Linked DNA regions of Mus musculus: region 2 is linked to region 1. A link is a contact called in ENCODE Hi-C or POLR2A ChIA-PET data. All regions are on one chromosome and are shown on one strand. Each heading gives the region's core, a stretch centred on a gene start or an enhancer-like site at or near the end of the contact. The rest is flanking DNA. Distances are from core to core; before and after follow the strand shown. Region 1 overlaps A4galt (alpha 1,4-galactosyltransferase). Region 2 overlaps Arfgap3 (ADP-ribosylation factor GTPase activating protein 3).

Region 1 (5,135 bases), core at 1,066-3,565:
AGCACTGACTGCTTTTCTGGAAGACCCGGGTTCAATACTCAGCACGCACATATCATCTCACAGCTGTCTGTAACTCCAAGGTCTGACTCCCTCATACAGACTTACATGTGGGCAAAACACCAATGCACATTAAAAAGGAGTAACTTTCAGGGGTTTAGTCCATTATCATTGTGAAGAAGCATGGGGCACACAGGCAGACATGGTGCTGGAAGATCTACATCTTGACTATAACCCATAGTGGGCATGCCTCCACAGTGACACACTTCCTCCATAAGGCCACACCTACTCCAACAAGACCACACCCCCTAATAGTGCCACTCTCTTGGCCAAGCATTCAAATACATAAGTCTATGGGGGTGGGGGGTGTTATACCTGTTCAAACCACCACAAGGAGCCATATGTCCCTTCTGCCAGCAAGGGAAAAAGATGCCTGTTGCTGAAGAGATTCCCAAGGGATGCTGGCTTTTATCTAACTGCCAGAAATCCTTCCGTCTTCCAGCTTGAGCTGAGTCTATAAATTCAGTTTTGGATCAAGTCAATGTCAGTGGACATGACATAATTGTTTGTTTTTTAAGTCGGGGTCTTCTATCTCAGCTTTGCAAGCAAAGATGACCTTGAAGGTCTCATCTTCCTGCCTCTGCCTCCCAACTGCTAGAATTACAGGCGTGTGCCACCATGCCTGTCTTGTGTGGTGCTGAGAATGGATGGAATCCTGAACTGTCTGTGTGCTAGGCCAGCACTCTACCACGTGAACTGCTTTTACAGCCCAGCCCCTGGGTGGGACTTTATCCATTCTTCAGGCATGTAGTATCCCTGGAAGCAAAGTGGAATGGGAACCCTCTTTCCTTTGCCCTGGGTGAGCCCCTGCCCTGGGCCTCCTACAGCTCCCTGGAGCCTGGGGGCCAATGAGATAGACTTTAAAGTACAGGCGAGGAACCCGAGGCTCAGCGAGGTGACTGGTCTTGTGGCATGTGTCCTGTACACAGCCCTCCTGGGAAGGGATATTGAAGTGGACAGGGGGACTCCGGGATACCTTAGTCTTTGTCTAAGCAGGGGAGAAGGCAATGGGAAAAGGACCTGACTGGACTGAACTGGAAGCAGCTGAAACCATAGAGTTGGAATTGTATCCTGACCAATCACTCTTGAGAACTGGGAGGATAATATTAAAAAAGAGGGCTAGTCCTGATCAATGGCATACTGCTCAACTTGGAAATCCCTAACCTTAGAGACTGCCCTAGTAGCTCTCCTTTCTCAGCCCTCCCACCTGTCACTGTAGTCTGTGAGACCTGTCTATCTGTCTGTACTTCTTTTTTAAAGAATTATTAGGGGCTGGTGAGATGGCTCAGCAGGTAAGAGCACCCGACTGCTCTTCCGAAGGTCCTGAGTTCAAATCCCAGCAACCACATGGTGGCTTACAACCATCCGTAACAAGATCTGACTCCCTCTTCTGGTGTGTCTGAAGACAGCTACAGTGTACTTACATATAATAAATAAATAAATAAATCTTTTTTTTTTTTAAAAGAATTATTTATTTTATGTATGGGTATGAGAGTGCACTGTCACTGTCTTCAGACACACCTGAAGAGGGCATCAGATTCCGTTGTGAGCCACCATGTGGTTGCTGGGAATTAAACTCAGGACCTCTGGAAGAGCAGTCAGTGCTCTTAATCGCTGAGCCATCTCTCCAGCCGGAGACCTGTCTTTCTGGCAGGGCTCTAGACACATACCATGTTCCCCAAGCCGGTAAGGCTCAGAGCCTCCACCCAAACTGGGGCTTTGTCTTCCTGGGTCCCATGTCATATGCCATCAGAACTCACCCCATCCAAGCCTGAGTTCCTCTGGTGGCCTGAAAACCCCAGCAGACTTGCCCATGGCTCACTAATGGCTCACTAATGAGGCTACCACCACCACCAGTCCCTCTTTGCAAGGATCTCCTGGGACTCCCACTGTACAGCCCCTGCTCAGCTACTCAGGCTCCATATCCCTGGTTCTCCTAGGTGTGTCCCACGAAACCCTGTTTGGTTGTTGAATAGAGTCTTATGCGTTTTTCTTGCACCTTATGAGAGGACCCCTGGTTGGGGCTGCATATCATGTCTGCAGAGGTCTGGGGAGGGAACAGGTGGGGTACCACACATAGGAAGCCTGGGTGGGGATCTTGCCTGAGTGACCACCTCTCTTCTTGTGCCTGTATCCCCATCAGATCGCCTGACTCTCCCTTGGCTCATTCTGTTGGCACTCAGCCCAGAGGTGAGATCTATGGGGTTCAATGTGGGCTGCATCTGACCATCCCCATGACACCATCTTGGCTCCCAGTCAGCCAGGGAAACAGATGGAGGTACATCCATTAAGAGTGTTGCACTTGAGTTGGAAAACAGTGCTGGACCTGGTGCCAAGTTCTGTCTCTGCCAGCCTGTATTTCTGCCCAGTCTCACTGCCTACAGTGAATCATAGAGAGTCCTGATAACAGGGAGCCGGGGTAAGGCTTAGAGCAGCACTATGACCAGTTAACACACTACCTGAAAATAGCTCCCTGCCCTAGGGAAGGAAGCCTAGGGGTACCGGGGAGGTAACAGGGACAGCCCAGGCTCTTCTGACAAGGGCTAGGACTTGGGGGTGCAGCTGCAAGGCCCACCCAGTGGGGGATGGGACCATGCTTTGAGTCTAAAGTCACATGGGTATTGAGTTGTGGCCAACTTGGCTGGGTACATAACTTCTATTCCTGGATCTTCAGCTGGGGGCCAATGATACCAAATATGGCCTGATTCTAGCACCTTCTAGTTGTGGTCAGGCACACCTTACCCCACCTCAGGCCTGGTGGTCGGTCTCCACCCTATGCCATGGTCTTAAATACTCAGGGGTACACTCTGCTGATGGCTGTCCATACATCCATCTACCTGTAGTCCTACTGGGTTCCCAGCACCCAGGGAATATAGGAGGCAGATCTCTGAGCTCCAGGACAGCCAGGGCTACACAGAGAAACCCTGTCTTTCTAAAAAAAAAAAAAATCAAAATGCTTATGACCAAAATAGCCTCATTCCCCAAAGGAGGAGGACAGAGCTGGTGACTTCCCAGGGTCTGTCTCGCTGTGGGCTCAGCCACACATACGACTCTGGTTGGGCTCCCAAGGAGCTCACTGACCTTGGTTCCAGCCTCACTGGCTCCCTGGTGCTCTTGGTCATTTAGCACCCCCCACCCTGCTCAGCCACTGATCTGCTGGCTCCCAGACTTCCTCACGTCTTGCTTCATTCACTGCCTCTCCTACCTGTCCAACAGGTTGACAACACCTATCGAGCTGGATAGGATTCCAGATGCTAAACAAGTACAACAAAATACAAATCCCTGAATGAGCTTCTCATCCCAGCAGGAAGGGAAGTTGGGAGCAAGATCCTGAGTTCGAGGCTAGCCTGAGCCACTGCCTCAAAGACAACAAAAAAACACAAGGCTGAGATATCAGCTGAGTTGGTAGAACGTTTGCCTTGCTCACGTGAAGCATTGTGGAAGGAGGATCAGAAGTTCAGGGTCATCTTTGGGCTATATAGTAAATTGGAAACTAGGAAACTAGTCTGTTCTACATGAGTTGCTCAATAAAACAACATATCTACCCTTGTTGGGTGTCTTAGGGTTTCATTGTGACCATGATGACTTTTTTTTTAAACGAATTAGTGCTCTGTCTGCACGTATACCTGCGTGCCAAAAGAGGGCATCAGACCCCATTATCGATGGTTGAGCCACCATGTGGTTGCTGGGAATTGAATTCTGAACCTTTGGAAGAGCAGCAGGCTTAACCACTGAGCCATGTCTCCAGCCTGAACATGGTATACTCTTATAAAGGAAAGCATTTAACTGGGGTTGGCTTAGAGTTTCAGAGGTTTAGTCCCTTATAGTCATGGTGGGAAGCATGATGGCACACAGACAGACATGATGCTAAAGAAGGAGCTGAGAGTTCTACATCTTGATATGCAGGCAGGCAGGGAGAGAAAGACACTGGGTGTGGCCTGAGCAGCTGACCTCTACCCCATCCCCAAGTGACACAATCCAACAAGTCCACACCTCCTAATATTGCCACTCCCTATGTGGCCAAGGGAGCCATTTTCATTCAAATTACCATATTGGGCTATTTCTAAATAATTTACCTGTACAGTAAGCACAGTGTTTTGGGATAAGTGCTAGGGAGAATAAACCAAAGTGGAAGGCAGGGGGGAGCTCTAGAGTGAAGTATTCGAGGCTTGAGAGCAAGTTAGGAGTGGAGAGTGAGCCACCCAAGCAGAGAGGGTGGCTAGTCCTGAGGCAGCATATTGAGTTCTGAGACACTGGAAAGACAGATGGCTTAGATAGATAAGGAGCCAGGGAGAGGGTGGTATGACAGAAGACACAGGTATAAGGCATATACAGGGCCGGGGGACCAGAGTGTCTTAAGGTCTGTTCAAGGCCATTTGAACTTACTATAATAGCCTAGGCTAGTCTTGATCCTCTTGTCTCATCTTTGTAGTGATGAAAACATAGTTTGGTTGGTTTGGTTTGATTTTTCAAGACACAGTTTCTCTATGTAGTCCTGGCTGTCCTGGAACTTTAAGACCTCTCTTTAAGACCAGGTTAATTTGGAACTCAGATTCACCTGCCTTGCCCTCTTAAGTGCTGAGATTAAAGTCAGATTAAAACATTTTTAAAAGATGTGCCAGCCGGGCAGTGGTGGTGCACGCCTTTAATCCCAGTACTTGGGAGGTAGAGGCAGGAGGATTTCTGAGTTCGAGGCCAGCCTGGTCTACAGAGTGAGTTCCAGGACAGCTAGGGATACACAGAAAAACCCTGTCTCTCGAAAAGCCAACAACAACAAAAAAAGTGTCTATTTATTATTTATGAGCACACTATGACTGTCTTCAGGCACATCAGAAGAGGGCACCAGATCCCATTACAGATGGTTATGAGCCACCATGAGGTTGCTGAGAATTGAACTCAGGACCTCTGAAAGGGCAGCTGGTGCTCTTAACCACTGAGCCATCCCTCCAACCCCCCCAGATTAAAACATTTTTAAGAGTCATTTCATGTATATGTATTTATCTCTCTGTGTGTATGTATGCATGTGATTGTAAACAGGGCCAGAAAGGGAGGGGGTACTGTGTGTCTTAGAGGTGGAG
Region 2 (5,135 bases), core at 927-3,426, 67 kb before region 1:
ACTGTAGTTATAGGTGGTGGTGAGCTGCCATGTGGGTGCTGGGAATTGAAGCCAGGTCTCCTGCAAGAGCAATAAGTGCTCAAAACTACAAAGCCATCTCTCGGCTCCACAGAAGATGCGGACACCACCCACTACCTCCCTGTTCTGGGAGAACCCTTGTAGCATTCTGCTGTCTTGTTTTACCCCCCAACCCCCAGTCAGGGTCTCTCTGTGTAATCTTGGCTGACCTGTAGCTTACTATGTAGAGATTCCATGGCTCTGCCTCCTGAGTGCTGTGATTAAAGGCATGCAGCACCGTGCCCAGCATTTTCTTTGAAGCAGGGTCTCACTATGCATCCTAGCTGGTTTGGAACTGGCTTTGTGACAGGTTAACCCATCACTCACAGAGCTCTTTGCCCTCCTGGGTACTGGGATTCCAGGTGTGTGCACCGCCATTCCTGGCTGCATAGATTTTTTTTTAAATGAATAGGGAGTTCTATTCTGTGACTGCCTGTTCTTTTTGTCAGTGACATGTTCTAGGCGACTCTGGAATTCTCCAGAAGCCATTTTCTGTGGAGTGGAAATGTGCCCATGGAAGCTGCTTGTTCCCCCCAGTGGAACTGCACTGCACTCTGATCTCCAAGCTTTATTTATTAGTGTGTACTCCTCGTACATGGTCCTGGTCACCGAAGGACATTTCATGATGTATAGAACTGACTTGATGCATAGCTCTTCCACACCTCTGCCCTTCACCCCCACCCCTTACTGCCTTAGACAGTTTCTCTTCTGCTTTACACTGTATACACAGACATCTGTTTTTGGTTTGGTTTGGTTTGGTTTGGTTTTTTAAGACAGGGTTTCTCTGTGTAGCCCTGGCTGTCCTGGAACTCACTCTGGAGAACAGGCTGGCCTCGAACTCAGAAATCTGCCTGCCTCTGCCTCCCAAGTACTGGGATTTGGGATTAAAGGCATGTGCCATCAACTGCTCAGCCACATCTTTTTATGTATCTGTAGAAATACTTGTCTTTCTGTGTTAGACTTAATTCAGTTCATATACAAGAAGGGGAAGCCTGTTTATGACAAGGAGGCTGTCTCAGATTGTATGAACAGCTTGCTTCGGGAATCTTCTTGGTTGTGTAAAGTCATTTTAGACGCATTCTATTAGGATGAAATGTGACCCTGAGGTGTTGACTGAATTGACATTGCAACTTATGGGTCCATGGAGGCTTCTAGTCTGCAGACCAACCCTGCTGTGGCCTTGTTGGGAATGCGAGGGAGAAGAAAACCTAAAACTGCAGAGGCTGGGAGCTCTCCTCCCTCCCTTCTTCCTCCCTCTTCTCTCCTCCCTCCTCCCTCCCTTAAGGGCCTGTTGGCTGGAAGGTAGTATTCCTGTTTTGTGGGTGTGGCCTTCCTGTATTTAAGAATCATCCTGCTTGTGTCTCCATTTATAAATGAAGAAGCAGAGGCAGCCATTGAACCTCTGCTAAATGAGCAGGGACTTCAGACAGATCCCTCAGGATCCCATCACACGTGCTCCCTGGACAGCTCAGGACATGGCCCCAGGCTCCGGCCTGGGCCCCTGCTTTGCAATCCTTAGTCCAGCCTGGGAGCCCTAGGCCTTGGGCACCCCTCACAAGTTGTAATCCTGGCAGCTCTCACAAGGTGTGATCCCGGGCAGGTCTCCAGGCCCCACTTGCCCTCCTAGCCATGGAGAGGCTGAGGCAGTGCTGGCACCACACAGCTGCTCTTTATGCAGAGTCTGTGGCCAGTGCCAAGAGCCAGGTGTCCCTCATCAACAGCAATCGCACGCTGTGTGCATGGCAGGACACAGATGCAGTGTATCGGTAGTAAATGTTGGTCTGGTTCTCTCTAGGATCGCTACGGTTCTTAATCCTGGTGCCAGGCTGTCCAACCTGGTAAAACTCCACTTCAGATGGACCTGAGACCACATCTGGCTGCGCCAATGCCCCAGCTGCTTTGTGGGCAGGCTCTACTAGTTGGCGAGGCACCTGCACATTTCTGAGTGTCCATGTTTCCTTTGAGACATCCCCATTTCTATGTAGGTGGGATTTTGCTTTCATTTCTGATTTAAATTAGCTCCTTGTGTCCTTGCTTTATCTTTGGGGCATCTTTAGTTCCAAGAACTGGAAGCCAGAGCTGCAGGCTCCTCCCACCTCTCTCCAGGCTGGTGTTGACTGGGCCCGGAAATCAATCCCCAGCACTTACTTCTCACTGCAAAGGAGCAAAACAACAAAAACAGCAAGACCAGAAGTGCCCAGCCCCTTGCTGACAGATTGCTTCGTGTGTGTCCCCACACAACACACACTTAAAGCCATCTGTCACTCTGTAAGTTATTTTGTACATTCTCTACTCTTAAAAGTGTCCCCCAGTCAGTTCCTTTAACAGACCTGAGCTTCTATGATGCCAAGGGCGTTCACTGCGACCTGGGAGTAAACAGGGTGTCGCTGCCCTGTGAGAGGAAGATGGGGCCACCCCAGGGCTCCCAATGCACTCGGAAGTCAGCAGTACCAGGAGCTCAGGCTGAGAAGGACAGCAGTGCGGCTTCAGGACGAAGCTCAGCCAGGGAGAGGGCGATTATAATTGGGTAGTTTTGTTAATATTTTTTTATCTTGTCCTTGATATTCCAAAAGTTACAGGATAGATGTAAATCAATAAAGTCATTTGGCTGTGTTTTAGACAGCTCCAGAATATATTGTTCAGCGCAGTAAAATATATTTGGAATTTGATGAACCAAAAATGTGATTTCAGATGACTATTTTGTGACTTTCTTAAAAGGTCTGATTTGTAGACTTCTAAATATAACACACAGCACAGCAGACGGTTGCCTGTGTTGTCATTCCTCAAGAGCCTTTGTATCACTGTACAGCGGGCACTGGGTGACTGCCGCTCCCACTCGCTGGTCACACCCATGGTACCTACAGGTGGGACTGACAGATGCCATCATCACAACACAGAGACTGGTGCCTCTGGGAGGGGAGGAGGCTCCTGTGACACTGGCAGCCAGCCTTCCCCAGCACACCGGAGCCGGCATGGCGGCACACACTGTAGCATCAATACTAACTTAGTAGCAGAGAGATCTGTCCAAACCCCATCCAGAGTGAGCCCTGTGTGCATCCCCATGTGCCCTGTGAGCACTATCTGGCAGATCCCACGCACCTGGACCTCTGCCCCAGTGTGCTGATCTCTCCCCAAGCCTGGCGCCTCCTTACTGGGCAGAAGCTTCAGGGTGTCTTAGCATGTCCAGATGTGTGTGCAGTGAGGACACAGGGCTGTGCAGCAGTCCACTCAGCTGATGGCCAGCACTGCCTGTCTGGAGTCCCTGTCTGTGATAGCTGAGGGGGTGGGAAGTGCAGTGAGAGGCTGTGGCTCAGCAGTGAAAACCCTTAGGTTCCATCACCATACCAACATTTATAAAGCTGGTTGGATTTAGAGTTCTTTTGTTTGTTTTGTTTCTCCATTATTTATTTACTTATTTTATTTACTTTATGTATGAGTGTTCTATCTGCCTGTACACCTGCATGCCAGAAGAGGGCATCAGATCCCATTACAGGTGGTTTTGAGCCACCTTGTGGTTGCTGGAAATTGAACTCAGGACTTCTGGAAGAGCAGCCAGTGCTCTTAGCTTCTGAGCTGTCTCTCCAGCCCTTTAAAGCTAGTTGTGGCCCACAACCATCCGTAATAAGATCTGACGCCCTCTTTTGGTGTGCCTGAAGACAGCTACAGTATACTTACTTATAATAAATAAATAAATCTTTAAAAAGAAAAGAAAAGAAAAAGGGCACTGACTGCTCTTCCAGAGGTCCTGAGTTCAGTTCCCAGCAGCCACATAGTGGCTCACAACCATCTGTAATGGGATCTGGTGCCCGTTTCTGGTGTGTCTGAAGATTGTTAAGGTGTGCTCCTATACAATAAATAAGTAATTCTTAAAAAAAAAAAATCTGAAGACAACTGAAGAGATGGCTCAGGGGTTAAGAAGACGGGTTCAATTCTGATCACCTACCTGGTAGCTACAGTTCCAAGAAAGCCAGCACCCTCTTCTGGCTTCCGTGGGCACTACATGCCCATGGTATCCACACATACATGCAGGCAAAACACAAACAGTAAATAAATAAATAAGAAAGAACGTGGCCCCGCAGCAGAGCGCTTGCCTATCATTCAAGGTCTAGAATAGACAGAGGAACCCCATGGCAGAAGCTGCTGGGAACCCGTCGAAGGCTGGGTCTGGGGCTGTGGGAGGTGTTTCTGAGAGCAGCCACTGTTGGGTGTGAAGCCCAGAGAGCCAGGTTACCTCTCCTGGAGCCTTTGTGCAGAGAGGGCTGGCAGAGAAGCCCTGGAGAGTGGCTTTGGCAAGCAGCATTTTCTCCAGAACTCTTGGTTAAGATGCAGTGTTTTAAAGTAACCCTGGGAGGGCTAGAGAGACGGCTCTGCTGTTAAGCGCTCTTGCTGCTCTTGGAGAGGGCCTGAGTTCTGTTCTCAGCACCCACATTAGTTGGCTGACAACTCCAACTGCAAAGCATTGCATGCCCCTTCTGCCTGCAACGTGTGCATTTCACACACACACCTCATTCATGCCTCGCACCTTTGAGGCCAGCCTGGTCTACATCAGTTCCGGGACAGCCACGACCACACAGAGAGGCCCCGTCCCAAAACAACACAGAGAAGTGAGTGCCAGCCAGTAAGGGGTCTGTCTCCCTGTGCACTTCAATTCCACTGAGATCCAAAGGAGTGCAAAAGGAGGGAGATGTCACCTAGGGTACAACTCTAGGGGACTGTGCCTCCAGTTCCAGGGACTCTGAGGCCCCCCCAGCTGGGGTGATGAAACTTAACAGGCACTGGGCAAGGCCCACTCACCCCCTGGAAGCTGGCAGAGCACCTTACACATGCACTTTTCTATATTTGCAGCCAAGCTGAAGTCAACCTCCTTACCATCTCTGTCAAAACCTACCTGCAACCCCAGGCTACCAGGACACTGTGCCTACGGTCTCTCTAGCCCCTGCCATCTCTCCCCATCAACCCTCGCTGTGGTCAGAACTTCCAGGCCCCCGCTCTGAGGCCCCTTGACCCTTCTGATCCCTAGCCAGTTTGACACAGGCCTCCTGGGATGGAGCGCAGCCTCCCAGCTTGTCTCTGACTTA

What was found. A loop is a pair of places that touch in the nucleus more often than their neighbours do. ChIA-PET counts read pairs that join two places held with the same protein, here RNA polymerase II (POLR2A).
Region 2: a map of T-helper 17 cell shows a loop between it and region 1 (1.9-fold over the local background). The contact joins two enhancer-like sites. A Hi-C loop is called at or near these places in 4 of 37 maps with a recorded cell type or tissue (Patski, T-helper 17 cell, left cerebral cortex and 1 more). POLR2A ChIA-PET finds 5 or more read pairs at or near these places in 4 of 5 experiments (Patski and embryonic stem cell).

What each region holds. Positions count from the first base shown.
Region 1 is chr15:83,231,053-83,236,187 of GRCm38, reverse strand. The region is part of intron 1 of A4galt (alpha 1,4-galactosyltransferase); the gene reads left to right. Among named protein-coding and RNA genes, the nearest start is that of A4galt, 18 kb to the left of the region's middle. Within about 2 kb of position 2,315, at least 1 of the 3 ENCODE cell types and tissues checked has a DNase peak (open chromatin) inside an H3K27ac peak, as active enhancers do.
Region 2 is chr15:83,297,420-83,302,554 of GRCm38, reverse strand. It overlaps Arfgap3 (ADP-ribosylation factor GTPase activating protein 3), which reads left to right. Exons shown (of 16, transcript NM_001357756.1): 16 at 1,853-2,815. The coding sequence ends at 1,870. Among named protein-coding and RNA genes, the nearest start is that of Gm32788, 3.2 kb to the right of the region's middle. Within about 2 kb of position 2,176, at least 1 of the 3 ENCODE cell types and tissues checked has a DNase peak (open chromatin) inside an H3K27ac peak, as active enhancers do.